Linked DNA regions of Homo sapiens: region 1 is linked to region 2. Evidence: chromatin loops called from intact Hi-C (ENCODE). Cell type or tissue: endothelial cell of umbilical vein. All regions are shown on one strand. Each heading gives the region's core, and the rest is flanking DNA. Links, peaks and the distances in the headings are about the cores only. Region 1 overlaps CFAP298-TCP10L (CFAP298-TCP10L readthrough). Region 2 holds the start of EVA1C (eva-1 homolog C).

What was found. Hi-C counts contacts between places; a loop is a spot of excess contacts. Peaks named below come from ENCODE experiments on the same cell type or tissue, not always from the same donor. Only the 100,000 strongest peaks of a DNase experiment are listed, where the experiment ranks them.
Region 1: it touches region 2 in a loop (5-fold over the local background); 95 of 110 quality-filtered maps call a loop at or near these places.

What each region holds. Positions count from the first base shown.
Region 1 is chr21:32,554,790-32,568,893 of GRCh38, reverse strand. It overlaps CFAP298-TCP10L (CFAP298-TCP10L readthrough), which reads left to right. Exons shown (of 12, transcript NR_146639.2): 11 at 815-953; 12 at 1,796-5,402. It also overlaps the pseudogene RNA5SP490. Among named protein-coding and RNA genes, the nearest start is that of TCP10L, 24 kb to the left of the region's middle. RefSeq lists enhancers at 5,982-6,773, 6,774-7,565. In endothelial cell of umbilical vein, for the core only: a CTCF peak has its summit at 6,345; a DNase peak (open chromatin) is centred at 6,343; H3K27ac peaks cover 310 bases.
Region 2 is chr21:32,395,740-32,412,876 of GRCh38, reverse strand. EVA1C (eva-1 homolog C) reads right to left here and starts at 171. Exons shown (of 8, transcript NM_058187.5): 1 at 1-171. The coding sequence starts at 23. In endothelial cell of umbilical vein, for the core only: a CTCF peak has its summit at 9,561 (motif pointing left); a DNase peak (open chromatin) is centred at 9,366; H3K27ac peaks cover 426 bases.

The DNA of each region.
Region 1 (14,104 bases), core at 1,526-9,525, 160 kb before region 2:
AGGTGGACCCTGAGGAGATGGTGGGTGATAAAATCTAATCTTCATCAAGGATGTTGGATAACCAGTAAAAAGCAGCTGTATGTTAATAAAGCTGTATTGCCTGTCCTTCTTTACAACTGCACTTTAATTAGATATTTACATTTTGCCTTTATGAATATATAGGCAAATGTTTTTCCTATATTTTCCTTGATGAAACATGTTTAGATATTCATTTGACTTCTTTCTTTCTCATTATTCCCTTTATTTCATTTAAGATGTGTACTCGTATTGAGCTCAGATCTCTGAACTCTTCCTCTTAATAAACAAACCTTCTACTTCTTTTAGTTCATTAAATCTATTTTAATCTTTCCTTGACAGTGATTTTATAAACAATGGTTGTTTATCGGAGAAAATAATATCTGGACTAGAAGAAATGTCAATGAGATTAGTTTTACAAACTATCAAGTCAGTTATCTAACTTGCTAAGTGCTGTCCAAGTTAGATAACTAGATAACTAGTAATTTAATAACGCTACAGAAACATCGTGTTGTCCACCTTTATAAAAAATTATTCCAAATAACTATGTCATTTGTTTTAATTTGAAGAATACATAGTACAGACAGTTAAGCTAATGATTACACTCATGGAAGCTGACAATTCAGAATGGGCAGTGTGATAATGTAAGATTAATTTTTCAAATATTTTAAAGTTTCTATTAAATATTTAAAAATTATACACCAACTGGGTCTTAAGATGGCCAACTCAATGCTGCTGGGAAGTGTGGCTCCCATGGAGAGAGGCCGAGATTTTGACTAAATCAACATAATTTCAACAGATCTTTGTAAAGAAGATGCTGAATGTGGATGTAGAAAAGATGCAGACCCTGAGGCTGAAGAGGGAGGAAGCTGGAAACTCCGTGCGGGTAACTGAATGCTAAGGCTGCTTCCTGGCCTCCAGCGGTGTCTGAGGAAAGGGTAAGTGAAGGGACTTGGAGACTGGAGACCTCACACGCGCCACGGACATTTGAGCTGGTAGGTGGATGTCTTCAGAGATTAGACAGAGACAGAGCTGCCACAGGCATGGCGCCAGGAACCTTTGTGCTAGGGACAGCTTTGGCGGAGCCTAACCCCACCAAGGGCTGCCTATCTCCCTTTGACAGTCTCTGGCCCTAGCTAACCACTGGGGAGAAAGCAGGGCCACCTTCCCTGTGGGACTGGGGCACATCTGTCTCACAGGCCACCTGCCTGCCAGCCCCTCCCAAGTCTTCTGCCTGGCCACCCTGCAGAAGCCTGTATACAGCATAGCTCCACTGCCCAGCCTGGGTGCTTTGTGCCACCTAAGTGCATTCTGGAAGCCTGGGAGCCCTTCAGATCCTATAGTGCACCTGGGACCCAGTCCCAAGGGTCTGGAGAAGGGAGCTGCAAGCAGGTCCTGGCACCCCAGGGTCCTGGCCCATGGCTCAGGATTACCTAGCCAGGATCTGTGCTCTGCACTCAAGTTGGGGAGGACCCCACACTCCCAGAAAACTGAGAAGGGTGAATTGCACTGGTTCACAAGTTGGCCTAGAACCTAGATGTGCCTCCCCTCCACAGGGCAGGTCCAGTAAAGATGTGGCCTATTTCCCTACTGGACCTCTGTCCAAGGGAGCCCCGAGGCTGAAACATCAAATTTAAATAAATAAATAAATAAATAAATAAATAAATAAATAAATAAATAATTGGAATTGCTGGCAAAGTGCCAGCGATCAGAGATGGCTCCCCCAGTCCCCAGGAGTGGACCTGGTGAGGGGGTCACCTCTCTCCCCCTTGTACCACAGAGCATAGCTGCAAATCCAAGGATACACAAAGGAGCCATGCTGCCAAGTAAGAGCCCGTCTTCCATCCATTGCTCTCAAGCACTATCTACCAGATCGCAGCCCAAACTACAACAACAACAAAAAAGTCACTCTGCCACTTCTCCCTGCTGATAAACCAAGGGCAAGAATTCAACCACAAAGACCCTTACAGAGCCTTAGCCCTCTGAAAACTTCCGGATACAAAGCCAACTGACTATGCTAGATTACCATCACAGTTAAAGGAACCCAGCCTTCTCAGATGGGAAAAAAATCAGAATAAGAACTCTGGCAATTCAGAAAGCCAGTGTCCCCTCACCTCCAAACAGGCCCACTAGGTTCCCAGCAATGGTTAATCAGTCTGAAATGTCTGAAATGGCAGACATAGAATTCAGAATCTGGATGGCTAGGAAGCTTATCAAGACCAAGAGAAAGTTGAAACTCAATCCAAGGATGCAAAGCAATTCAGTAAAATGATTCAAGAGTTGAAAGACTAAGAAGCCGTTTTAAGAAAGACCCAAAATTGAACTTCTTGAACTGAAAAATTCGCTACGAGAATTTCAAACTACAAGCAGAACTATTAACAGCAGAATAGACCAAGCAGAGAAAAGAACCTCAGGGCTTGAAGACAGTTAATTAAGTCAACTCAGTCAGGCAAAAATAAAGAGAAAAAATAAAGAAAAATGAACAAAACCTCTGAGAAATATGCAATTATGCAAAGAAACCAAATCTATGACTCATTGGCATTCTTGAGAAAGAAAAATAATAAGCAACTTGGAAAGTATATTTGAGGACATAGTCCATGAAAATTTCCCTAAACTCATTAGAGAGGTTGACCTGCAAATCCAAGAAATATAGAGGACCCTAGCCAGATACTATACAAGACATCCATCCCCAAGGCACGTGGTCATCAGATTCACTGAAGTGAACACAAAAGAAAACATCTTAAAGGCAGCAAGAAAGATGGGGAATGTAACTTACAAAGGGAACCCATCAGGCTAATAGCAGACCTTTCGGCAGAAACCTTATAAGCCAGAAGAGATTGGGGGCCTATTTTTAGCATCTTGAAGAAAAAAAATTCTAACCAAGAATTTCATATGCTGCCAAACCAAGCTTCTTAAATGAAGATGAAATAAAATCCTTCTCAGAAAAGCAAATTCTGAGGGAGTATATTTAAACTAGACCAGACTTACAAGACATCCCCAGAAGTGGACCTGGTGAGGGAGTCCTCAGATCCTCAGGTCCCCGGTGAGGGGGACCTGGTGAGGGAGTGCTAAACATAGAATTGAAAGAGCCTGCTACCACAAAAGACACTTCAGACCATAGCCCACAAGAACTATAAAGCAACTGCGTAATTAAGTCTACATAACAGCCAGTTAACAACACAATGACAAAATTAAAATCATTCCCATCAATAGTAACCTTGAATATAAATGGGCTTAATGCCCACTTAAAAGTCACAGAGTGGAAAGCCTGATAAAAAGACAAGCCCCAAATGTCAGTTTGCTTCAAGAAATCCATGTCACATATAATAACACCCACAGGCTCAAAGTAAAAGAATGGAGAAAATTCTACCATGCAAACTGAGAGGAAAAAAGAGCAGGAGTCACTATACTTATATCAGATAAAACAGACTTTAAATAAAAAATCAAGAAGGACAATAAAAGGCATTACATAATGATAAAGGGTACAATCCAACAAGAAGCCCTAACTGTTCTAAATATATATGCACCCAACATTGGAGCACCCAGATTCATAAAATAAGTTCTTCTTGGCCAACGAAAAACCTTAGACAAACACAAAATACTAGTGGGAGGCTTGAACATCCTACTGACAGCGTTAGATCATCAGGGCAGAAAGTTAACAATGAAACTCTGGATTTAAACTTGACACTTGACCAACTGGATCTCAGACAGCTACAGGACACTACACCCAACAACCAAAAAATATACATTTTTCTTGTCTGCACACAGAATGTATTCTAAGATCAACCACATGCTTGATCATAAAAAGTCTCAATAAATTCAAAATGATTGAAGTCATACCAAAGCACATTCTTGAATCACAGTACAATAATAGTAGAAATCAATATCAAGATTGCCTCAAACTATACAAATACATGAAATTAACTAACTTACTCTAGCATAACTCCTGGGTCAACATCAAAATTGAGGCAGAAATCAAAAAAATCGTTTGAAATTAATGAAAATAGGGACACAACTTACCAAAATCTCTGGATGCAGCCAAGGCAGTGTTAAGAGGAAAGTTTATAGCCCTAAATGTCTTCATCAAGAAGTTAAAAAAATCTCAAATTAACAATCTATCTTTGGAAAGGAAGAAACTAGGTCAACTAAGGGAAAGGAACTAGGGAGGAGAAAATCCAAAACTAGCAGAAGAAAAACCACTGAAATTAGAGAAGAACTTAATGAAATTGACATGTAAAAATCCATACAAAAGATCAATAAAACCAAGACTTGGTTTTTCAAAAAAATAAAATCGATAGGCCACTAGCCAGTTTAACAAAGAAAAAGAAAGAGAAGATCCAAGAAAGCACAATCAGAAATGAAAAAGGTGGTTTTTTTTTTTATCAGTATCATAACTGGTCCCACAGAAATACAAAAGACCTTCAGAAACTATTATGAATAACTCTAAGCACACAAATTAGAAAATCTAGAGGAAATGGATACTTTCCTGTAAGCACACGATTTTCCAAGATTGAATCAGGAAAAGACTGTTAACGTGAATAGACCAATATCAACTTCTGAAATGGAATCAGTAATGAAAAACCTACCAACCAAAAAAGCCCTGGACCAGTTGGTTTCCCAGCTGAATTCTACCAGACCGAAAGCAATCCAACACAAAACTACATGACTCAGAAAATATTGTATAAATTGTAGTTTATCGTAGAATTGTTTAAGGGCTCAAATCCCTAGAGATTCTAATTCTGTTTCCTCTAATTACCCCTCCTTCCTCACCTGCATTTACAGAGAACACACATTGGGCAAAATATGTGTCTGTCCTACTGGGAAAGTTTATCAACTCTACATCATAGAACTGAGAACAAATGCGGGGAGAGCTAATGTTTTACCAAGATGAACTTAACCAAACAAAGAGATAGAAATAAAATTCAAAGCCAAGAGCCTTACGTATAGATAAAAATGGAGGAATGAGAACATAGCATTTATCCAGGAATCATGAGTTAATCATGTTACCAGGCTTTAGGGCAAGGGGCTGGGTGAACAGTCACTATAATATTACATGCATAGTTCTTTGAAAATGTCAAGGAAAAGGCCGGGCGCAGTGGCTCACACCTGTAATCCCAGCACTTTGGGAGGCCAAGGCAGGCAGATCACGAGGTCAGGAGATCGAGACCATCCTGGCTAACATAGTGAAACCCTGTCTCTACTAAAAATACAAAAAATAAAAAATTAGCCAGGCGTGGTGGCGGGCACCTGTAGTCCCAGCTACTCAGGAGACTGAGGCAGGATAATGGCATGAACCCAGGAGGCAGAGGTTGCAGTGAGGCGAGATCACGCCACTGCACTCCAGCCTGGGTGACAGAGCGAGACTCTGTCTCAAAAAAAAAAAAAAAAAAGAAAATGTCAAGGAAAACTATTTCCCATGGATTTTTAACTGCTTGAATTCAGGGCAAAGAAAACAAGAAAACTTGAGTGTAATATTAACAAAGACCCTTAAAAAAGATGTTATATAAAAAGAAAAATCACAGTCCAGTGAAAAATACATGAAAAATTCTAAATAACATTTTAGCAAACAAAATCTAGTGATTATTAAAAGTGTAACACAAAAAAGGGAGATTTTTCCCAAGAATGTAATAGTAGTCAAACATTTTATCAAGACATTTAAAAATAAGCATAAAAATAGATGTCTGAGTGCTATTTATAAAATTCAAGATCTATTCCTCCCATCCAAATACTAACCAGGCCTGACCCTGCTTAGCTTCATGAGATCAGACAAGATCAGGCGTGTTCAGAGTGGTGCAGCCATATTCAAGAAGAACTAAAAAGTGTAATAAAATAAGAACACAAGACTATCACTGAAAAGAAGTTCACAATTTCATGCACACACATGAAAAAGTTATAGGCCAAAAGCAATATAGACATGAGAGTCTAGGGGAGGTTAACAGCATCCAGTCTGGAGTCCGAGTACTTGAGAGTTATTCTAAGTTTCTCATTTCTCTGTGATCTTGAGCAAGTTATGAAATTCTCTTTGCCTCAATTCTTTATATTGTTAAATCAAGTTTAGACTAAAGCTGCCTTTTAACGTATTTTAAGTTCAGCCTAAAGGCTTCTCTGTACATAGTGAACTTTAACCTAAATGAAGATGTAAACAGACTGAAGCCTACTTTTGTGCCAATCACCAAGTTTTGGCCAATCAAGGGCTAACTGTTCAAACTATGTTCAAATAAGGCAAATGCCTGCCGAGCTGCAACCAATTTGGTTGTTTCTGTACCTCACATCTGTTTTCTGCACGTCACTTTCCTTTTTCTGCCTGTAAGTCTTCTACCACGTGGCTGCGCTAGAGTCTCTGAGCCTACTCTGGCTCAGGAGGCTGTCTGATTCACAAATTGTTCTTTGCTAAATTAAACTCTTAAATTTAATTCAGCCAAAGTTTTTTCATTTAATAGGTGGCATCAGAAGTGAGATCCAAAGTAGATCCTCTGATGACCCCCATGAGTGCTGAGTGACTAAGCAAGGTACCCACTGGACCCACTGAGGACTAAGCTCTGATATTTTTTATCTTGCTCAAATTCCTATCTAAGGGGTCGGATTGGATCTGATAATTAGCTGGCTTGGATCCAGTTATAGGCCTCTTATGTCTGACTGGGACAGAAAGAAACCAGTAGTAAATGGCAATATTGCAGGGGGTGTAAAATTTGGCTTTTGGAAATTCATGGGGATTTTTCTATTCTCCTCTTTGTTTCATTTTTATTGCAGGCTTAGATAGGGAAAAAAATGATTAGCCAAGTTGATTAAGGGAACCTGATCTCCAAAGCCAATATTTCAGGTAAAGATGGAACCTTTAGTTTTGGAAGAACTGAGTACCTTCTGGCTTATACATGCTGTGAACCCCAAATATTTGAGACAGGCCTCCATTAATATAGAAAGTTTATTTTGCCAAGGTTGAGGATGCGCACCTGTGACAGCCTCAGGAGGTCCTGATGACAAGTGCCCAAGGTGGTCAGAGCACAGTTTGGTTTTATACATTTTAGGGAGACATGAGACATCAATCAACATTTGTAAGATGAATATTGGTTAGGTCTGGAAAGCCAGGAGGGGGCTTCCAGGTCATAGGTAGATAAGAAACAAATGGTTGCATTCTTTTGAGTTTCTGATGAACCTCTCCAAAGGAGGCAATCAGATATGCATTCATCTCAGTGAGCTTAGGAGTGACTTTGAATTAGAATGGGAGGCAGGTTTGCCCTAAGCAGTTCCCAGCTTGACTCTTCCCTTTAGCTTAGTGATTTTGGGGCCCCAAGATTTATTTTCCTTTCACGATGCATAAGTATGAGGCCTCAGAAGCAGCAAAGTCTTACAGAAATGGTGAAATCTTACTAAAGATAATTTACCATGGAAGGTTCCAAATAAACAACACTGCACTGAAGAAATGCATTTGAAAATGAGGCCTCCTGAATTAGTCTCATCTAGGGATGCCTATTGATATGCAGAAGCTTCTAAAAAGATTTCAATCTTTTTATTTAAAGATTTTATGAAAGGCAAATAAAAAGCTTAAGAAACTAATTGATAAGAAAAATTAAATCTGCTAATCTTTGCTTAGTTACTATTCCACCCTAAAGGTGGAAAGAAAGCTATCCTAGATAAGGTATTTATAAAAGTTAGGCCGTCAGGTAAAATAGGCTTGCTTCTTGTTCCGACCTATCCATGCGGGAGGCCAGCCATAGAGGATGCTTTTTTGACTCTGTTCCCTAATGGGTTCCACCCTGAACTCAGTAATTTTAACTAAGAAACAGTGGTTACATTAAAAAGGACACCCTATTGAAATAAAATGCACCTTTCTGGAATTTAATTGGCTACCTTGAAACTCTTTTGTAAAGGAAATTTACATCTATAAAGGAAATCTCAATTTGTAGGGATGTCTGCCAATGTACAATAGAAACTCTAACCTTTTTTTAAATTTAAATAATCAGTAATGCCTTTGTTTAAGGTGCTTTTCTGTCTATCTTAAGTGAACTTTTACTTGAGCAGTTTTTTTTTTTCCCTGGGTTTGAGCAAATGATGAATCAATACTTAGGCCGAGAATCTTAGCTCTGTGCTTATGAAATATACATGGTTTTTTTGTTTCACCTAAGGGATTGTGTCAATTTCCCTCTCATAGCAACTGGGAATTGTGGCAAGTTCTCTCTTTAGAAATGCAAATTTGTTGCCTAGTTAACAATTGCTTAGGGAAATGAAACAGGTAATAGAAAGATTGATACACCAAATGGAGAAAAGAAAAAGTATTTAAAAACTGGCAAAAGCTATAGGATCCGCTTCTGTTCGTTTGTATGTCTATATATGTTATGTGTATGTGGTATCTGGTAAATAAAGCTAGTTTTTAATTCGTTCATAAAATAAAAATGGCTTCAAAACTATCAGTTAAATATAATTAGATACTCGCTTGATTTGATTGTGAGCTTATGTCTTTGGTTTAGAGTCTCTGGATTCAGGGGTCTGGATAGGTGGCCAAGATGACATCTGGAGACGCATTCTTGGTGCCTAGACCACCAGCTACAAGCCCAATATGGCCCCTTCTTCCTCTGCTTTCCCTGTTTTGACTCCTGGCTATTGTGGGAGGGGTTGGATTCTCCAAGTATAGCCTTCACAGCTCTGGCTTCTGTTCTGATGGACTCAGAGAGGCCCTGATCTTCATAGTCCTCATGGGTGGCACATGGCTTCTTGGGACCTAGAATGGCTGGGAGGAGACATTAGGGAGGCTGCCTATGTCATAGCCTCAAAATTTTTTTTTTTTTTTTGAGATGGAGTCTCGCTCTGTTGCCCAGGCTGGAGTGCAGTGGTGCGATCTCGGCTCACTGCAAGCTCTGCCTCCTGGGTTCATGCCATTCTCCTGCCTCAGCCTCCTGAGTAGCTGGGACTACAGGCGCCCACCACCACGCCCGGCTAATTTCTTTCTGTATTTTTAGTAGAGACGAGGTTTCACCATGTTAGCCAGGATGGTCTCGATCTCTTGACCTCGTGATCCCCCCGCCTCAGCCTCCCAAAGTGCTGGGATTACAGGTGTGAGCCACTGCGCCCGACTCAAAATTATTTTCTGTAATTTAAAATCCAAGAGTCATGTTATGTTAAATTAAGTAATACAAAAAATCAGAAAATGAGTCATGTTCAAGCTAAAATACTGGAATATTCATTATTAAACATGATTTAAGTCCATATACCTTGACATATTATTTCTATATAGTATAGAAAAGTAAATATATTTAGATCTGATAATAAAAAATAATTTGAAGAACTATATTTCTAAAAAATTATAAAATGGTTTTTATCTACAAATAACTGATACGAAACAATTCAAAATTACTTTCTAGAGTTTTCACTAGAAATGAAGGTTACTAAGAGTTAAAAACTACTGTCAGAGGTGTTTGAACCTGAGCAACTCCATCTTGAATAAGGGCTTGGTAAAATGAGGCTAAGACCTACTGGGCTGCATTCCCAGCAAGTTAAGGCATTCTCAGTCACAGGATGAAAGAGGAGGTTGGCAGAAGATACAGGTCTTAAAGACCTTGCTGATAAAACAGGTTGCAGTAAAGAAGCTGGCTGAGAGCCATGAAAACCAAGATGGTGATGAGAGTGACTTCTGGTCGTCCTCACTGCTATACTCCCACAAGCGCCATGACAGTTTACAAATGCCATGGCAACGTCAGGAAGTTACCCTATATGGTCTAAAAAGGGGAGGCAAGAATAATCTACCTCTTGTTAGCATATCATCATTAACAACCATAAAAATGGGCAACCAACAGCCTCGGGACTACTCTGTCTGTGGCGTAGCCATTCTTTATTCCTTTACTCTCCTAATAAACTTGCTTTCCCTGTACTCCAAAGACTCGCCCTGAATTCTTTCTAGCATGAGATCCAAGAACCCTCTTTTGGGGTCTGGATTGGGACTCCTTTCCTGTAGCATCTTTCTGGTGACCACTGAAGGGACTGCAGTGCAGAAAACCCCCACCCAAAGGCTAACTTTTGGTAAGTGGTGGGGGCCAGTAACATTTTTCTAGTGAACCCTGAGGGGACGATACTGAAGAAACCCCCCGACCCAAAGGAAATAGAGTGCAGCACTGATAGGCCAACTTTGGGTAAGTGGTGGGGTACCCAGGTAAAGGATGGAATTGGGTTAGAGGCCCAACTTAGGGGAGTCAGAGTCTCTCCTAAGACAGAGTGGGTCAGAGGCCGCTCTTGATAAAAGGCAAGGACACCTGACCTACCTTGGGTTAAAGGCCCAACTTAGGAGGGTTAGGGTCCCTTTTAAGATTTAAGGGGTTAGAAGCCCCTTTCAGTAAAGTCCTTTTTGGCTAAGAATGGGTTTGGTATTATGAGACGTTAACTGCTATTCTCTTTGGATTAATCTGCCTTGAACTCTTTGCTGAGGGCTGTGGGTGACAGGATTAGGCACATATAGGATTGTGGGACATGGGGAGCTTTTTCCTCCCTAAAAGGGGAAACTCGAGAGCTGATGATACCACTGGAAAATATCCCTTTTCTACTGACAAGCAGCTGCCTGAACTTTTCAGTGTCACTGCAATGGGTGGGTCTTTCTGTGGTCTCCCTGAGCACCTGGCCTTCCCCACCCTGCCTCAAGCAATGCTTCCTCTCCCTCTCTCTGTCTGTTTCTGTCTCTCTCTCTCTGTGTGTGCAAACTGGTTGAATGAACGGTAAAAATCATTGTTTATCTCCTCCGTAAAAGTTTAGATTAATGGAAAAAAAGGATTTGTGAGGCTAGTCCTAAGCTATAGTGAATCTGGTGTGCTTTGTGTGTCTTTCTGTATTGCTCTGCCATAAAGAGGGGTATCATAGGATGGAACATGGTCTTAGGACACCTGTAAGCCGACTGTTCAAGGTGGCCCAGCAAACTGGTCAGTTATAAATTTTGCTGCAGGTCCCTAAAAACAAAACTGGATGAGATTTCCCTCTTGTCTTGTATGTCTTGGGGAGCCTGACCTTGTAACCATGTAGTGATGCTTTCTCTTTTCACAGTGGCGGCCCAGGTTCAGGGTTCAATTCCTGCCTTAGGGAATGAGTCCTTTATCTAATTTTGTCTGGGTCCTGGGCTCCACACCTGGTACATAATTAAAATCACTTACTAACCAGGTTTTTCACCAAAAATAAAAGTTGCTAAGAGTTAACATTGTATGCACTCCAGCCTGGCGACAGAGCGAGACTGCATCTCAAAAAAAAAAAAAAAAAAAAAAAAAAGAGTTAACATTGTAACATGTAATTGAGACTGCTGAAGAAACAGTTTTACCTTCAAAGTGTGGGAGGGAAGTAGAATGTACTTTTGGTAAAAGATTATAAGAAGGCATGGGAATGTGGATTTCTTGCCTAAGTTTAGAGAGTTAAAGGACTGTTTTAAATTAGGATAAAGCTGAAGGTTTAGGCAAGTTGTTAAAGGTCTGTGAAATCTTAATCTCATAGAAGAAATTATCTGTGTGAACATATTGGCTAAAATTAAAGGGATATTATTCAGTTTTTCGATAAATTGAACATTGGAATAAAAGTACAACAGGTTTTTCTTATAATTATTAATAACATACACTAAGTCATGTCAGAATTATAGGAGTTTCCCATTATTTCAGATCACATACCAATAACATATTTATGCAACTATAGCCCAAAGAAAGCCAAATACCATTTCATATTTGGCAGTGCTCCCTGTATGATTTTTATACCCAATAAGCCAAATTTCACCTTTACATTAATGTACTATTTATGTTAAACCCAAACCTTAATCAAACCTTATAGACAAAGGTATTTAATCTGAATCAGTTTGACCGTATGGTAAGATTTTAATAAACCTTTTATAACCCTTAAAAATTTTGTTAAACAGCAGATTATAAGCAGGTTTTTGCTCTAAGAATTACATAATTGATTTCTGGGACACTGTGCCACACAAATTTTATAGGTTTCTTTTATTTTGTGCCTCAAAAGGCAAGTGTGCATTCCTTCATTTTCCTCAGTAAGAGGATTTCAAGTCTTGCTCCTGGCTGGTCCAGATGAAGCTCAGGTATTTTATAAGGCTCTACACCCTTTTTCTCAGTTATTTTACACATCAAAGACTGTGATTTTCCATTGGCTTCTAGGAGTTGGTAACTAACTAAAACGTGGGCCTCAGAATGTTGTCTTACCGACTATACGGTGCACAAAGAATATTCTTCCCAGCCCAAAGTCAGGAACGAACATTGCTTAATTGTTTCAGTATGTTTGCAGTGTTTCTTTTTCCTTTCAGCTTTATGATGATTACAAATGTAGCATTTGCTACATATCTTTAGAATATACTTGGTTAATGCAGGCATTCTCTTTGAAAGAACCAGTTATTTCTAATCTCAACAAAGCCTATGGTCAGGGAACAATGACCCGAGATCCAAGTATTTTTTGTGCACTGGCTATGGGAGAGGGTAAAAAGAGGTTAACAAGGCACCTTCGTATGTCCAAGAGAGACAAGCTGGCCCAGGCTGAAAATGATGAGGAAAATGAACACCAAGGGTCATCATAAACCAGGCTCAAGGGTATCATAAGCCATGCCTGGTAGCATGTGTGGTCCATCCAGGAAGCTGGGCTCATCAGAGGCAGAATGAGCAGTGTTCAGAACAGGAGGTCTTTGTAAAAACACCTTCTCAAAACGATAGGAAAGAAAGCAATGTGACATCTTCTTGTACTTTGCATAAGAAGTCAGATGAGGGCCGGGAGCGGTGGCTCGCACCTGTAATCCCAGCGCTCTGGGAGGCTGAGGCGGGCAGATCACTTGAGGTCAGGAGTTCGAGACCAGCCTGACCAACATGGTGAAACCCCTTCTCTATTAAAAATACAAAATTAGCGGGGCATAGTGGTGCATGCCTGTAATCCCAGCTACTTGGGGGGCTGAGGTAGGAGAATCGCTTGAAACCGAGAGGCGGAGGTTGCGGTGAACCAAGATCACACCATTGCACTCAAGAGTGAAACTCTGACTCAAAAAAAAAAAAAAAAGTCAGATGAAATCTGTTTCTATTATGGAAAACTGTTGCGGGGCATATGGAAAACTGTTGCGGGGCATGTGGTAGAGACCACCCAGATGAGGCCCTCCAAGACCTTGTTGTCTAGGGTGATTTATTCCCTTTATTTAGAGACCCAGGCAATTAATTCATTTCTTTTTGTGATGATAGGCTTTTGGCTGTTAGACCAGACCAGACGCTGTGTTACTCTATGAGATGAATAATAGTGGAGAACTATATAACTTACCTATTTTACTTTTTACCTTGGCTTCCAGGAAGCATAGAGTGCAATCTGATACTCAATTTCAATGATTACACATAGCCTAGGTTTTTGGTACATCCACCTTTCTCTCATAGATACCTAAATAATTTGACATATGCAATAAACAGGGAGTTCTTTTCTGCCCACATTATGCTTCTTATTGTGCAATTAAATGACCTTTTTTCCCTTAACTGACTGAGTTCTGCTAGCTCATATAACATGCTTTTTCATCGATGATTTCCAGAAGAGAGAAAATACCAAGGACCTTCTTGGACAAGTTTTGTTGAATTACATCTTTCATTCTGTTGCATCATTTGTGAAATTTAAGACACATTTAAATTAAATCTAGTGACCTGTATATAGTGGGAATTCCAGCCTGAGTCTATCTTGGGCTTCAGATCTCTTCAAACTGCCTCATGGATGATCACGTGAGCCCGGGGAGGTCAGGCTGCAGTGAGCTGTGGTTGTACCACTGCACTCTAGCCTGGGTGACAGAGTGAGACCTGTCTCAAAAAACAAAACAAAACAAACCTCCATGGGTTGGTGGGGGTGCTGCTAGATGCTGATTTCCTGGAGGAATTGTAGTTTGGCAGAGAATACCTGGGGTCAAGAGGAAGTGGGAGGATGTCTGTGTCTAAAATTGGTTCTTATTGTAGCCCAGTGGGTTTGTTTTCCAGACTGGAGTTTAAGGGGCTGTTTCAATGAGGGACTTTATGATACACAAAGAGGCAAATAGTGTTGGTGTTTATGGATGAGTGGTACCGGAGGTTGAAGGAGAGGCACTTCCCAAGAATGGATCTCAGTGTAGTCTTGGTTC
Region 2 (17,137 bases), core at 4,744-12,743:
CGTGCGCGTCCCGGCAGAAGCATCGTGCGCTGCGCGGCGGGGCGGAGGCGCAGGCCCGGGACGCGCTGGGGGTCGCAGGGCTAAGGACGGCGTCACATGGCGGGGAGAATCGATGGCCAGCGGCTCCGCGGCCCCCCGCCGCCTCCCTGCCCAGGCTGCCAGAGCCTCCTCCCCTGCGCGGGCCAGCCCAGGCGCCCCAGCAAAGGGGAGGGGGCGGAGAACTGGGGCGGGGCGAGGATCCCCGAAAAGGATCCGCGTAGTTTCCCCGAGAGGAAATCTCCGTTGCCGCCGTGCCGGAGGAAGCGAGGGGGGCCGTAGGGAAAGCGCAGCCTTCGCGCGCCCCGCGGCTGCCCAGGCCGATCCCTGGCGCGCTGCCCACCGCGGAGGGCGCCCCCAGTAGCGCGCCCCGGGCCGCGCACCTTGAGCGCCTTCCACACCCGGGAAACAGCCGGGCACCCGTGGCCCTGCCCGCGCTGGCCGGGTGCCAGCCTCGCCCTGGCGGCAGAAGGAGCGCGGCCGGTGCCCGTGACGCACTTTGGAGCCAGCGCCGCGCGTGCAGCTGGGGCGCCCCCGGGGCGGGGCCGATCGGGGGCCGCAGGAAGGTGGGGTCCTGGAGGCGTGGGATCGCACCGCTGCCATCCCCGCCACCCGCCGCGCGCCACGTGCAGTCACCCGGCACATACAGTTATCGCCATTCCACAGAAGAGGAGACTGAGCCCCGGCGCCGTGCCCAAGCTCTCGCAGCCAGGACGGCGACGAGCTGGAGGTCTCAAAACCGGTCAGATGGCTCCGGAGCCGGGATCTTTAGCTCCAGCTCGGCTTCCTTTGGGTGCTGGTTGTCCGCAGCGCTGGGGGATCTGACACTGCACCGGCGCAAACAGCCGCCGAGCGCTAATAATTGGGCTTTGTTTTAAAGTGGGCCACAGCATCTTTCTGAACCTCTAGACTGTGCGCGGGGTGACCCACGTTCGGACGCCCAGCCAGTGGCCTAGGAGTGGCCTGCGTAGCCCCAACTCAAGGGTATCGAGGACAAGTGCGCGAGGGGCTCCGTGGCTGCTTGCCGGGTGCGGGTACCTGGCGCCCAGCGACCCAAACCCTATGGATCGCGCGGGGCCGGCGGAAGGGAGGAGGGCGGGCGCTAGGCACACAGTGTTCCCGAACCCGGCGGGAGGGCCTGCCAAGTTCGCGGCGGGCGTGACGCGGAAACGTAGATAATGAGGCCCAGGGCGGGGCCGGACGCACTGCCCCGCGGGCTCCAGAGCTGCGAACGCCCCAGAGTGTGCAGGGAGGCCTGCAGAAAGAAAATGCGGCTGAGGGTCCCCGTGGGACCCACTCAGAGGTGGGCCGTAAAGATCCCGGAAGGGTGGATGGCATTAGATACCACCTAGTACTCCAGCAAGGGCTGGGTCACCGAATTGGGATCTCGGCCTCTTCTTCCAGTCTGGGGAAAAGTGTGTTAAATGCTAAACATCAGTGTTTATCGAGTGAGGCCCAGCCTGTCTGGCATAATGATTTTTAAAATCTACATTCAAATATTAAATAAAAACTCAACCTCCCCAATAACATTTGAACATAAATATTAGTGTGCGCTCTCTAGGTTAGGGAAACTGAAGCTGGGAGTGTGGGTAAGGATGCCCAGCACTTAGGAGCCACAGGGTAAGTAATGTTTGTCCAAAACTCGGGTCCCTCCTGTACTTTCCATTCTGTCTGTTCATTCATCCAGTTTAGATATGAATTGGTACCAACGTGTGCCAGGTTCTGCGCTAGTGACTGACAGTGTTGGCACAGGGAGGCAGCCATGCTCCCGAGTCCTGGGAGTGGGCAGCACTGCCCTGTGGGTCTGCACTGGCTTCCAAATGTCTAAGTGGGCACTGTTACTCACTGTGACAGCATCCCCAGGCTTTCTTACCTGGTAAAGCAGAAACTCAAACATACTTACACACCAATATTCATTGCAGCATTATTTATGATGGCCAAAAGATGGAAGCAACTCCAGTGGATGAATGCATACAGTTACTATTACAGCAGGGAAGACAGACATTGGAAAATAATGCCCCGTGAACGGACAGTCACGAAAGACAGGAACCATGGGAGCAGAAGCGAGGAATGAAGGAGCTGAGCCCGAGGGAGGAAGGGAGATATTCAGGAGCATTTTAAGGCAAGATGGATGAGAAAGCTAGAGGATGAATTGGCCAAGCAAAAACTAGCAAAACCCGGGTGTTGCGGGAGGATGAACATTTTAGAAAAAGGGACCAGCATGTTGAAATCCAAAAGGAGCATGGCTGTCTTGAAGGATGGGGAAAAGTCTAGACAGCTGGAGCAGAGCAAAGGGAAGAGCCAGGGGACTTGGAGGTAGGCAGGCCAGAGCTCAGGGCCCTGGAGACTTTGGTGAGAATTTCCGTCTTTTATCTTAAGCCAGCAAAGAACTGTAAGTACAAAAGTGATGTGATTGGATGTGTGTTGGTAAAAAGTCCTTCTCGGCTGCTGAGTGCAAATGGACTGGAGGAGTCAAAAGCAGGCCCTGGAAGTATGTGTGCCAAATAACTAAAAGCAGAGACAGACTCAAACAGATACTTATGCACCAATATTCCTTGCAGCATTATTTAGAAGAGCTGACAGATGGAAGAACCTCAGTGGATGAATGGATAAACAATATATGGCATGTGGCCGGCTGCAGTGGCTGGTGCCTGTAATCCCAGCACTTTGGGAGGCCGAGGTGGGTGGATCACCTGAGGTCAGGAGTTCAAGACCAGCCTGACCCACACGGTGAAACCCCATCTCTACTAAAAATACAATATTAGCCAGGTATGGCGGCACACGCTTGTAGTCCCACCTACTCGGGAGGCTGAGGCAGGAGTATTGCTTGAACCCGGGAGGCAGAGGCTGCAGTGAGCCAAGGTTGCACCACTGCACTCCAGCCTGGGCAAGACAGAGCGAGACTCCGTCTCAAAAAAGAAAAGTGGGTCTGGGGAGATGGCCGTGGTGAGGGAGAGAGTGCAGTCAGGGGTTTATGGCTGTGCTTGGGCTGATGTGCTCGCTGTACACCCAGAAAGAAGAGGAGAAGCGGCCACAATGGAAGGATGTTTAGAAGGCAGATGGACAGCACAATGCGACCGGGCAGTCGTGGGCTATGAGAGGGTCTGAAGGACGTCTCCCTGGCTTCCCTCTGTTTTGTCCCTTAGCCCCTCACTGTTAAATCAGAAGATTTTGGTCCTAATCTGATCTCTTTAAGAATTTTGGAATCTTGCGAGAAAACTGAATTGCTCAGTTATCTTTCTCTCTGGACCCCACACTTTTCTAAGAGCTTTGTAGGTCAAATACCTTAACTCTGAGGCACTATAACAACTCATAGGACGGAAAAGTGGGAAAAGGAATATATGTTTCAAAGAGGGATGAACAGTGTAAAATCAATCTGGGGTCTGGAGAGAAATAATCTTTTCCACCGAGGCAGTTTTCCTTAAATGCTTTCTACTATGATGGAATTTGAATAATAAAAACAGTCATAGCCACTTGGTATTTCAACACAGTTATGGGAGCTGGAATTAAAGTGAATGATGACTGGTGTGCCAAATAATAAAGTGTTTCCAAAATATTAATACTCACAACAACCCTTTGAGATAGGTACTAACTAGGCTAACTACGTCATTTACTTGCCCAGTGCAAAACGAAAATGTGGGGCCCCTCGTTCAAGGATTATTAAGAATTCCAGGATGATAATAGCAGAGCATTAAACCAAGCATAGTTTAATGCTTTGAACACAGGGCCCTGAGTGATTGCTCAGGTCATATGAAGCTGGCCCAGGTACAACAGGAATCTTCATTTCTCAGATGGGGAGACTGAGGGCACAGAGTCATACTGACCGTCCGAACCAAGACTTGAAGCCCTCTTATACTGCAAAGGCACAGCAATTAGGTGGAGGTAAAATAAAGGGTTCTTTTCTAAGTGATGGCACCATTGGGCAATCTTGTTCCTTCTTGTACTAGTTTGAAAAGTGCCTCTGTAGTCACAGCATTCAGTCCATGTGTGCAAGAGGCAACCTTTACAGGACATTGTAAATTACACGTCTTACTTTCTGTCTCTTTGTTTTCTTTTAAAGCAATTCCTGCACCTTCTTTTCAGCTCCATGTTACATCTCTATTTTCCTTCTTCCTTGAGATCCTAGCTACTTGTCTCTCACCCTCTGCCATATCCAAGCCTATTTATTTTTTCTTTAGGTGGAGTCTTGCTCTGTTGCCCAAGCTGGAGTGCAGTGGCACGATCTTGGCTCACTGATATCTCCGCCTCCTGGGTTCAAGTGATTCTCCTGACTTAGCCTCCCAAGTAGCTGGGATGACAGGTGTGCACCACCACACCCAGCAAATTTTTTTTCTTCTTCTTCTTTTTCTTTTGTATTTTTAGTAGCGACAGGGTTTCACCTTGTTGGCTGGGCCGGTCTTGAACTCCTGACCTCAGGTGATCCACCCACCTCGGCCTCCCATAGTGCCGTGATTACAGGCTTGAGCCACCAGGCCCAGCCACCAAGCCTATTATGGGAGATGTTTATGTGCTTCACACTCAGACTGCAACCCTGAGCCATGTCCTCTCACCTGGGCCATTGAGGTAAGGTTTTTGGCTTCCAACAAATGGGCTGTAGCCCTTCTGAGAAGACATAAGCTGCCATTTGGAAACCTCAAAGAAACCAACCTTTCAGCTCAGGAGAGAGAGGCCCAATGTCGTCTGGAGCTTAAAAGGCTTTTTTTTAGAAAGCAACAAATGGTAGTTTGTTTCTAGAGCTGGCACCACAGAGCCGCATCAATAGCAAGGAGCCTGCTTGGTCAGAACTGCAAAAGCCACAGTGCACTAGAAAAGTTGTGTGGGAAGGTGTGGCCCCAAAGCCTGCAGAAGGAGGTTTTTGTTTTGTTTTGTTTTTTGAGATGGAGTCTCGCTCTGTCACCCAGGCTGGAGTGCAGTGGTGCGATCTCGGCTCACTGCAACCTCCACCTTCTGGGTTCAAGTGATTCTCTTGCCTCAGCCTCCTTAGTAGCTGGGGTTACAGGCATGTGCCACCATGCCCAGCTAATTTTTATATTTTTAGTAGAGATACGGTTTCACCATGTTGGTCAGGCTGGTCTCTAACTCCTGACCTCCTGATCTGCCCGCCTCGGCCTCCCAAAGTCTGGGATTACAGGCATGAGCTACTGTGCCCGGCCAGAAGGAGGTCTTTAAGAATATGTGCACAGCAGTCAACTGATGTCTGTACTGACAGCCCATCCGAGGTCAAAGGCATCTCATCCAATAGTGTCAACCTATATTCAAATAGCCACTCAGGAGACCTCAGGTCAAGTCCCAGCTCTGCCACTGAGACAGAGGAACCCACAGAGGCACTTGACTCGCCTGTCTCTCACTTTTTCACATTTGCAAAATGAAAAAAATGAATGCTAAAATCCATTTTGACTCTAAAAACCCATAACCTATTTAAAATAGATGTAGGATTTCAAAAAAATCAGGCTAAATCTATACTGATTCTTTTCATTCCTGAGTGTTTTCTTAATTATGTATTCTCACCTTTTGCATATGCTATCAGTTTATATGTGAATCATTGTCTTTGTAAAAGAAGAATGCAGCACGTGCAAACTCTTGGAAGTTTTTGAAGCGTTGTGAAGGACTGAATTCAGATCCATGGGAAATTTTCAAGGCCGAGTGCAGTGGGTATCAGGCCTGTAATCCCAGCACTTTTAGGCCAAGGCGGGAGGATCACTTGAGGTCAGGAGTTCAAGACCAGACTGGCCGACATTGGGAAACCCCATCTGTACAAAAAAATACAAAAATTAAAATTAGCCAGGCATAGTTGCATGCACCTGTAGTTCCAGCTACTTGGGAGGCTGAGGAAGGAGAATCGCTTGAACCTGGGAGGTGGAGATTGCAGTGAGCTGAGATCGTGTCATTGTACTCCAGCCTGGGTGACAGGGCAAGACTCAGTCTCCAAAAAAAAAAAAAGGGAATTTTTCAGTGTGGGAATTCCCAAGTGTTCTAAGTGGCACACTCAGTTTCTGGGGGACACCATGGATTTCATCCTGGAGAAAGCAGGTGCCTTTTTCCCCATCGAGGGAGGCAGGAAGGTGCTGCTTTCAACAGAAGGCCTGAGGTGCCAGTGATCTGCTGCCTTCAGCAAATGCTACAGGGAGCCGGGCCAGCCTGGGCTGTAGCTGGGAACAAAGGGCAGAAACCCCTACTCCCTCTCTCCACCCTCCTTACTGCTCTTCCCTTCCTTCCGGGCACCAGGCACTCTTCCAACCTAGTGCTCTGCCATCATTAAGGAAAGTGTGCTAAAGGAAGGAAACTCCCTAGAACGTTGGAAAGCAGCAGCTCTGGTTCTGCTAAACCAAGCTTGCCTGGTCACGCTTTAGGGCAGTCGTTATTGGTGTGGGCTCTGTGGTCAGAGCTCAAAGATGCAAATCCCATCTCTGCCATGACTGGTACTTGTGTTGTGGATTGTGGTGGAGTTTAGAGCCTGAAGAGCCAGTCGGGACCAGGTGTGGTGGCTCATGCCTGTAATCCCAGCACTTTGGGAGGTCGAGGCAGGTGGATCACCTGAGGTCAGGAGTTTGAGACCAGCCTGGCTAACATGGTGAAACTCTGTCTCTAATAAAAACACAAAAATCAGCTGGGCATGGTGGTGCGTGCCTGTAGTCCCACCTACTCGGGAGGCTGAGGCAGGAGAATTGCTTGAACCTACGAGGCGGAAGTTGCAGTGAGCCAAGACCATGCCATTGCACTCCAGTCTGGGCAACAGAGGGAGGCTTCATCTCAAAAAAAAAAAAAAAAAAAAAAAAAAAAAAAAAAAAGGAGCCAGTCAGAGTAGAAGCTTCACACATGGGCACATGGGTAGCCATGACAATAAATATAATCATTTTATGGACTTTGCATATTATTTTTTATTGGGTATAAGATAGTGTTTGGTTTTAATTTATTTTTTAAATTTTGTTTTTTTGTTTTTGAGACAGTCTCACTCACTCTGTCGCCCAGGCTCGAGTACAGTGGCACAATCACAGCTCACTGCTGTCTCAGCCTTCCGGGCTCAAGCGATCCTCCTGCCTCAGCCTCCTGAGTGGCTGGGACCACAGGCGTACACCACCACACCTGGCTAATATTTTAAAAAAATGTTTAGTAGAGATGAGATCTCGCTATGTTGCCCAGGCTGATCTCAAACTCCTGAGCTCAAGTGATCCACCTGCCTTGGCCTCCCAAAGTGCTGGGATTACAGGTGTGAGCCACCGTGTTTGGTTTTAATTTGAACTCTTAGGTGGAAACAGTTTCCACCTTGTTCCTTTGAGTGACAGCAGCCCTGATCTTCTAGTGCAGGGGTCTCCAGCCTTGGGCCACCATACTGGTGAGAGAAGTGAGAGAAGCTTCATCTGTATTTACAGCCACTCCCCATGGCTCACATTACTGCCTGGCCTCTGCCTCCTTGACTGGAGTGAAGGAGTGACATGGGAATGTGAACCCTATTTGTGAACCGCACATGTGAGGGATCTAGGTTGCATGCTCCTTACAAGAATCTAATGCCTGATGACCTGTCACTGTCTCCCATCACCCCCAGATGGGACCATCTAGTTGCAGGAAAACAAGCTCAGGGCTCCCACTAATTCTACATTATAGTTAGTTGTGTAATTATTTCATTATATGTTACAATGTAATAATAACAGAAATAAAGTGCACAATAAATGTAATGCACTCGAATCATCCCCAAACCATCCCCCCAACCCCCATCTTTGGAAAAATTGTCTTACACAAAACTGGTCCCCATGTTCGGCACAGTGGCTCATGCCTGTAATTCCGGCACTTTGGGAGGCCGAGGCAGATGGATCACCTGAGACTAGGAGTTCAAGACCAGCCTAGGCAACGTTGTGAAAACTGAAAATACAAAATTAGCTGGGTGTGGTGGCAGGCACCTGTAGTCCTAGCTACTTGGGCTGAGGAAGGAGAATCGCTTGGACCCAGGAAGCAGAGGTTGCAGTGAGCCAAGATCACGCCACTGCACTCCAGCCTGGATGACAGAACAAAACTCCATCTCCAAAAAAAAAAAAAAAAAAAAAAAAAAGAGAATGAAAGAAACTGGTCACTGGAGCCAAAAAGGGTGGGGACCGCTGCTCTAGTGGGATACTGGAATGGCTTTTCCACCAGAACTTTTTTCTTCTTCCTGTGAACTGGCTGGGACACTCTCCTCAACCCTGGTTTTTGAATACCCTCTTCCCTCCCCACCTCTGGCCCACTCTGTTGGCCTCCTTAGGCCAGGCTCACTCCCTCATCCTTTTCCTCTGCTCAGCAGCATCCCTGTCCCTGAGCCCTCTGTGACACACCTGAGTTTTGGAGGCCTGGCTTTCTTCTGAAATGCCAGCCAAATCTGATTTGAGCTTTTCAAGTCCTCAAGGACCTGATATCACACACACACACACACACACACACACACATCCAAAAAGAAAAAATCATTTTTCTTTTAAAAATATTTTATAGTGGTAAAATATAGATATTTTTATATATGCATATATAAATATACATAAGTATATATGTATATATAAATACACAAATTTATATATAAATATTTTTATTGTGGTAAAATATACATAACATAAAATTTATCATTTTAACCTTTTTTTTTTTTTTGAGACAGAGTTTCACTTTGTAGCCCAGGCTGGAGTGCAGTGGCATGATCTGGGCTCACTGCACCCTCCACCTCCTGGGTTCAAGTGATTTTCCTGCCTCATCCTCCTGGGTAGCTGGGACTACAGGTGCTGCCACCATGCCTAGCTGATTTTTGTATTCTTAGTAGAGACAGGGTTTTACCATGTTGGCCAGGCTCGTCTCGAACTACTGACCTCAAGAGATCTGCCCGCCTCAGCCTCCCAAAGTGCTGGGATTACAGGTGTGAGGCACTGTGCCTGGCCCATTTTAACCATTTCTAAGTGTACAGTTCAGTGATATTAAGTACATTCACATTCTTGTGCAGCCATCACCACCCCGTATCCACAGAACTCTTTTTATTTTGCTAAACTGAAACTCTGTACCCATTAAACACCAACTCCCCATCCCCACCTCTCCCCAGCCCTGGCAGCCACCATTCTACTTCTGTCTTTATGGATTTGACTTCTCTGGGTACCTCCTATCAGCAGAATCATACAGGATTAATTGGCTTATTTCACTTAGCATAATGACCTCAGGGTGCATCCCTGTTGTTGTAGCATGTGTCAGAATATCCTTCCTTCCTGAGGTTGAATGATATCTTGTTGTATGTAGGTACCACATTAGCTTTTCTAGTGACTTTGTCTCTCCTAGAAGGAAGAAAAGAGAGGGGTAGTCACGGATATGCCCAGTCTGTTTCCCCTTGATCGGCAGCAGTTTTAAAAAAACAAGCAAAACAAAAACCTCAGCAAAAGTCTCAGAAGGGTGAGGGAGAGGTGGGGGAGGCTGAGGACTGTTGCACAGGCAGCTGGCTGGGGAAGGAGAAGGCTGGAGCTTCAGGCAGTTGTGGGTCCTGCACACCCAACCCCCGAATGCCACTAGGACTGTCAATGGCGCCCTCTGTAGGTGGGAATCTTAATTTATGTTTTAGGAGTGATGAGTGTGGTCCATGAATTTCAAAAATGTATTTTTATTATGGTGAAATATACGTAACATGAACTTTACCATATTAGCCATCTTAACTGTAAAGTTCAGTAACATTAAGTACGTTCACATTGTTGTGCAGTCATCATCAACTTCCATCTCCAGATCTCTTCATCTTCCAATATTGAGTCACTGCATCCATTTAAACACTAACTCTCCATTCCCCTCTCTCCTAGCCCCTGACAACCACCATTTCACTTTCTTGTTTGTTTTTTCTTTTTTTTTTAAGACAGAGTTTTGTTCTTGTTGCCCAGGCTGGAGTGCAATGGCGTGATCTCGGCTCACCACAACCTCCGCCTCCGAGGTTCAAGCGATTCTCCTGCTTCAGCCTCCCGAGCAGCTGGGATTACACGCATGAGCCACCATGCCCGGCTTATTTTGTATTTTTAGTAGAGACGGGGTTTTTCCACGTTGGTCAGGCTGGTCTCAAACACCCGACCTGAGGTGATCTACCCGCCTCAGCCTCCCAAAGTGCTGGGATTACAGGCATGAGCCACCGTGCCCGGCCTTCACTTTCTGTCTCTATGAATTTGACTACCGTGGGTACCTCATATAAGTGGAATTATACAGTATTTGTCCTTTTGTGCCTAGCTTATTTCACTTAGCATAATGTTTTCAAGGTTGTGAGAATTTTATCCCTTTTTAAGACTGAAAAATACTCCATGGTACGTATATACCACATTTTGTGTATCCATTCATCCATTGATGGACACGGATGGCTTCCACCTTTTGGCTATTGTGAGTAATGCTGCTATGAACATGGGTGTACAAAAAATTTACAAGTTTTAAATTTTCATTCTCAAGGGAAAGCTTAAGGCTGCCAAAAAAAAAAAAAAAAAAAAAAAAAAGAATCAAAGTCCGCAAAGGGAATTTAGAATTAATAAAAGTGAGCTCTGATCAAAGGTATAGACCAGAAGTTCTCAATCTTTCTCAGTTCATGGCACCTTTAGTGTCTCAATAATTTTTCAAGTGCTCCAGGACAAAACCCAAACCTAAACTGTTAAGTTTATTAAATAGCTATGTCCAAACAACATAAGTATTTGTGTTCTAATAATAAAGAAGCAGTTTACATATATACGTAAATACATATGATGGAAATAAAAATGTTTTCTTTTATTCTTTCTTTTTTCTTTTTTAAACAGAGTCTCCCTCTGTCTCCCAGGCTAGAGTGCAATGGTGTGATCCCTGCAACCCCCGCCTCCTGGGTTCAAGCGATTCTCCTGCCTCAGCATCCCGAGTAGCTGGGACTACAGGCGCTTGCCACCACTCCCAGCTAACTTTCGTATTTTTAGTAGAGATGGGCTTTCACCATGTTGGCCAGGCTGACTGTCCTCACCTCAGATTATCCGCCCGCCTTGGCCTCCCAAAGTGCTGGGATTAGAGGCATGAGCCACCATGGCCAGTCCTCCTTTATTCTTAAATAAGCACAGATAATTTCGAATGGGGTGTGTGTGCCCGTTGGACATGTCACTATTTCTTCAACCTTGAAATCAGATTGGATACCACACTATCATTTCTTGACCCGTGTTGATTTCAGCTTGGTGCTTGCTCTTTTTTTTTTTTTTTTTTTTTTTTTTTAGAGAGAGGTTCTTCCTCTGTTCCCCAGACCAGAGTACAGTGTCTCGATAAGCTCACTACAACCTCGAACTCATGGGCTCAAGTGATCCTCCTGCCTCTGCCTCCAAAGTAGCTAGGACTACAGGCAGGCACCGCCACACTTGGCTGATGCTTTTCATCATGGTAAGCCCCGGAAACCCAGCGTTGCAAAGCTGTGAACTCATCTCTTCATCTCTTCTTCCAAAGTAGCACAATCTTTTTTTTTTTTTTTGAGATGGCGTCTCACTCTGTTGCCAGGCTGGAGTGCAATGGCACGATCTCAGCTCACTGCAACCTCTGCCTCCCAGGTTCAAGCAATTCTCCCTGCCTCGGCCTCCTGAGTAGCTGGGATTACAGGTGCCTGCCACCACGCCTGGCTAATTTTTGTGTTTTTTTGGTAGAGATGGGGTTTCACAATGTTGGCCAGGCTGGTCTTGAATTCCTGACCTCAGGTGATCTGCTAGCCTCAGCCTCCCAAAGTGCTGCGATTATAGGCGTGTGCCACTGCACCCAGCTGGAAACTAGCACAATCTAATGTTGAATCTATGAACTACCTTGAGCCAGTAGTTTGCCTGGTAATGAACAGATGTCAAGAATTGATGGATTTCCCTCAACTTTTGAAAACATTCCAAGGCAATGTGGTGCTTTGGGCACTTTGGTGCCCAGTTTGGGAATGGCAAATCCAGACAATTCAAATGCTACGGAGACTTTACCTTGTCCAACCAGGCTCTGCATGAGCCACTCCAACTGGCCTCACTTTTACCATGATCGCCCTCCCTCCATTTCAGACACACTGGCCTTTTTGCTGTCCCACCTCAGTGCTTTTGCATTGGCTATAGCTTCTGCTTAGAGGGCTCTTTCTTACCTATCGGTTGCCTTGGCTTTTCTCCGTGTGTTAGGCTGTTCTTGCATTGCTCTAAAAGAATACCAGAGGGTGGGTTATTTATAAGAAAAGAAGTTTAATTGGCTCCTGGTTCTACAGGCTGTACAGGAAGCATAGTGCCAGTATCTGCTTCTAGGGAGGCTGCAGGGAGCTTTTACTCATGGCCAAAGGCAAAGAGGGACAAGACATCTCACCTGGTGGAAGCAGGAACAAGAGCTGGGGTGTGGGAGGTGCCACACACTTTTAAATGACCAGATTTCACGAGCAATCACTCACTATCTCAAAGACTGCACCAAGCCATGAGGGATCTACCCTGATGACCCAAACACCCACCATCAGGCCCCACCTCCAGCATTGGGGATTACAATTCAATATGAGATCTGGGTGGCACAAATATTCAAGCTCGATCACTCCCTAACTCATTCAGGGGTCTGCCATTCCCTGCCCATCCCAGTCACTCTTACCCACTTTATTCATCTTCATCTTCAGAGTATTCTTGGTGATCTGCCTGCCATTCTTTCCATCTTCCTGCAACTTAAGGGGCAATCTGCCTAAAATAAACCTCTCTGAAAATACGATTATGTTTGCAATTAGCAGTCCAGGGTGACTTCAATAGTGACAAAGGAAAATTACAGTATAGATGTCATTTAAATGTTAACACATTTAAATAGTAATGAACAGTAAAGACCAAAGAATGTAAATAAAATGAGGCTAATGCAGAAAATTTTCACAATTTAAACTAGCAAGCCAGGAGTACTCTGAGAGGAGATGTTAAATGAAGAGATAATGACAGTATCATGACACTGGCAGTCAGCTACCCCTGGAGATCTGTGGTTCCAAATTGCTCCCCAACAGGGGAAGAAATGTCCCAACCTCCCAATGAGAACTGCAAAGTCAAATTGCAAAGGGGCATGAATTCCAGGGTGGGAGGAATTTGTGACCATATTTTGTAATCTACCACACCACCCTTCTCCCACTGATTTTGGTGTTGTCTTGATCACATATCACATTTCTATAATGGTCTCCAGGTTCATCTATGTTGTCAAAAATATCAAGATTTCCTTCTTTTTTTTAAGGCTGAATAATATTTCATTGTATACTAAATACCGCATTTTTTTTTAACCCATTGATTTGTCGATAGGCATTTAGGTTGCTTCTGTAAATTGGCGATTATGAATAATGCTGCAATGAACAGGGAGTGCAAATATCCCTTCAATAACCTTATTTCAATTATTCTGGGTGTCTGCTGAGTGAAAGAAGCCAGTTACAGAAGGACAGGACTCATAAGCAGTACCTAAAATAGTCAAACTCATAGAAGCAGAGAATAGAATGGTGGTTACCAGGAGCCAGGAGGTAATTCATCAAATCATATACAGTAAATATGTGCCATTAGACTGCATATCAGTTATACCTTAATAAAGCTGTTTCAAAATTAAAAATAAAAAGTTCCTATCTATGCATAGGTCTTTGTTTTAACTACACTTTTCTCTTTCTTTTTTTCTTTCTTTCTTTTCTTCTTTCCTTCCTTCCTTCTTTCTTTTTTTTGAGACAGGGTCTCACTTTGTTGCCCAGGCTGGAGTGCAGTGGCACGATCTTGGCTCACTGCAACCTCCACCTCCTGGGTTCAAGTGATCCTCCTGTCTCAGTCTCCCCAGTAGTTGGGGTTACAGGCATGTACCACCACGCCCAGGTACTTTTTGTACTTTTAGTAGAGACGAGGTTTCACCATGTTGGCTGAGCTGGTCTCGAACTCCTGACCTCAAGTGATCCATCCACCTCAGCCTCCCAAAGTGCTGGGATTACAGGTGTGAGCCACTGTGCCTGGCCTTGACTACACTTTTTATTTTGAAATGATTCTAGATTTGCAGAACATTTGAAAAAAATTCCATACACTCTCAGCCAGTTTCATCTGATGTTTTACATTTCTCACGGTTGTAGGGTACATTTGCTAACTAAGCAACCAGCATTGGGACGTTACTATTAACTAAACGCCAGACTTTATTTTATTTGCGCTGTACTAGTTTTTCCCCTTCTGGCCTTTTTCTGCTCCAGGGTCCAGTCCAGGGTACCACAGTGCATTTTATCATTGTGTCTCCCATCACATCTGGTCTGTGGTCGTGTTTCAGTTCTTCATTGCTTTTCATGACCTCGACAGTTTTAAAGGGTACTGCTCATGTACTTTTTAGACTGTCCCTCAATTTAGGTTTCTCTGATGTTTTCCACACAATTGGGCTGGGATTTTGGGTTTCGGGAAGGATATACAGAGGCAAAGCATCTTCATCACATCACTTCAGGGGTACATCACAGTAACATGATTTATACATGACATTAACTTTGATCCCTTGGATAAGGTAGTGTTTGCCATGCTTCTCTATTATAGAGTTATCATTTTTCCCTCGTCATATTCCAGTATTTAAAAGTAGGTCACTAAACCTACACTAGGGAAGTGGGGAGGAGTATTTGAATTAAGCTCCACCTCTGGAAGCAGGAAGTATCTACATGTATTATTTGGATTACTTTTGTAAGGAAGATTTATCTCTTCTCCCCCATTTATTTACTTAGCAATCAATTTATTTTTATTTTATTATTATTATTTCTTTTAGAGATGAGGTCTTGCTAAACTGTTGCCCAGGATGGACCCAAACTCCTGGGCTCCAGTGATCTTCCTGTCTCAGCCTCCCAAGGTGCTAGGATTACAGGCATGAGCCATCATGCCTGGTGATCATCATTTTTTATATCAGTATAGACTTACATATATTTACTTTTTACCCTAGGTTATAATCCAATGCTATATTATTCATTTTGTCACCGAAACTGTTCCATTGGGAGTTCTTTCAAGTTGGTTCCTGTGACTCTTTGACATAGCTCCATTCTTTTGTTTTTGAAGCATTTCTTACTTTCTGGTACTACAAGATACTCCACACTCACCTTATGTGTTCCCTGTCCCAGCCCTAGAATCAGCCATTTCTCTAAGGAGTCCTGGTTCTTTTTATTTTTATATTTTTATTGTGTGTTTTTTTTTCTTTTTTCTTTTCTCTTTTTTTTTTTTTTTTTTTTGAGATGGAGTCTCACTCTGTCACCCAGGCTGGAGTGCAGCGGCACAAACTTGGCTCACTGCAACCTCCGCCTCCCTGGTTCAAGCAATTCTCCTGCCTCAGTGTCCTGAGTAGCGGGGATTACGGGTGCATGACACCACACCCAGCTAATTTTTGTATTTTTGATAGAGATGGGGGTTTTGCCATGTTGGCCAAGCTGGTCTCGAACTTCTGACCTCAGGTGATCCACCTACCTTGGCCTCCCAAGATATTGGGATTGCAGGCATAAACCACCACACCCACCCTGGTTCCTTTTATTTGATAATGGTATTAGAAACCAAGATCTGGGCACTGAGTGTGCTCATTGCTTCTGGGGTGTGACTGCTTCTAGGCCCTACCAGTGAACAGAGCTAGGAAATATATGCTTGTGTACAAACCCAGGTAGAATATGTATTTATACTTATTTCTGTACCAATCCATCTCTACCTGTGTTAAACTAAACATGAGATCATGCTGGTGTTTCCAACTCTAATCCAGTATCACAGGGTCCGTTCTAGCCTTACCCTTTTGCTTATATGTAACTTCCTTTTCCAACAGTGTGAAGCCTGGCTCCCACCATCCTTTATCCATTTACTTATTTTTCAATTCCAGGATATGTAAAAAGAAGTTTCAGATTTGTTAACCTGTACCTCCATTACATAGATCTGTTTGGAGTCTGTATTCCATTCCACCAGGCTATTTGTCTGTTTTTTGTTTGTTTGTTTTGTTTTGTTTTTTGTTTGTTTGTTTTTTGAGACGGAGTTTCGCTCTCGTCGCCCAGGCTGGAGTGCAATGGCACGATGTCAGCTCACTGCAACCTCTGCCTCCCAGGTTCAAGTGATTCTCCTATCTCAGCCTCCCGAGTAGCTGGGATTGCAGACATGCACCACCACGCCCAGCTAATTTTTTTTTTTTAGTAGAGACAGGGTCTCACCATGTTGGCCAGGATGGTCTCAATCTCTTGACCTTGTGATCTGCCCGCCTTGGCCTCCCAAAGTGCTGGGATTACAGGTGTGAGCCACTGCGCCCAGCCTATTTGTCTGTTCTTTTGCCACTGCCATTCTAATTTGACCATTGCAACTTTGAGATACGTCTTCATGCATAAGGTAAGATCCCCTTTAGTCTTGTCAAGCTGACTTAGCTATTCCTGGATTGTTCTTTTTCCATAAGAATATATTATGGTTTTCTGAATTTAATTTTTATTGGAATGGTAATAGTTTACAGCTTAATTTAGGAAAAATTAGCAGTTTTACAATGTGAAGACATTCTTCCGTGAACATAGTATGTATCTTTATTTAACCAAATATTATTTTACAATGTTGTCCTTAAAGATGCTGTGCAGTCTTTTTAGTTTAATTCTGAGAATTTGTAGGGTTTTTTTCTTTCTAAATGGTGCTTTGTTTTCTACCACATATTTATTTATTTTTGTTTTATATTTATTTTATTTTTTGAGACAGGGTCTCCCTCTGTTGCCCTGGCTGGAGTGCAGTGGAGCAATCTGGCTCACTGCAGGCTCGGTCTTCTGGGCTCAAGCAATCCTCACACCTTGGCATCCTGACTAGCTGGGACTACAGATATGCACCACCACACCAGCTACTTAAATTTTTTTTTTTTTTTTGTAGAGACGAGGTCCTACTATGTTGCTCCCGAGCTCAAGTGCTCCTCCCACCTTAGTCTCCCAAAGCGCTAGGATTACAGGCATGAGCCACCACACCCAGCTTCTCCTACATATTTAAATTAGCTATTGCTAATGTAGAGGTAATGCTACCAATTTTGGTAACTGATTTTATGTCTGACAACCTTGCTAAATTCTTATTTAGCTTGCATTTCTATTGAATTTTCCAATTAGATTACAGTTTCATTTCTTATTTCTTTGTCTTGCCTTATTTCACTAGCCACGACCTCTCGTAATAGATAGTAGCATGGTGGACATCCCTGTTTT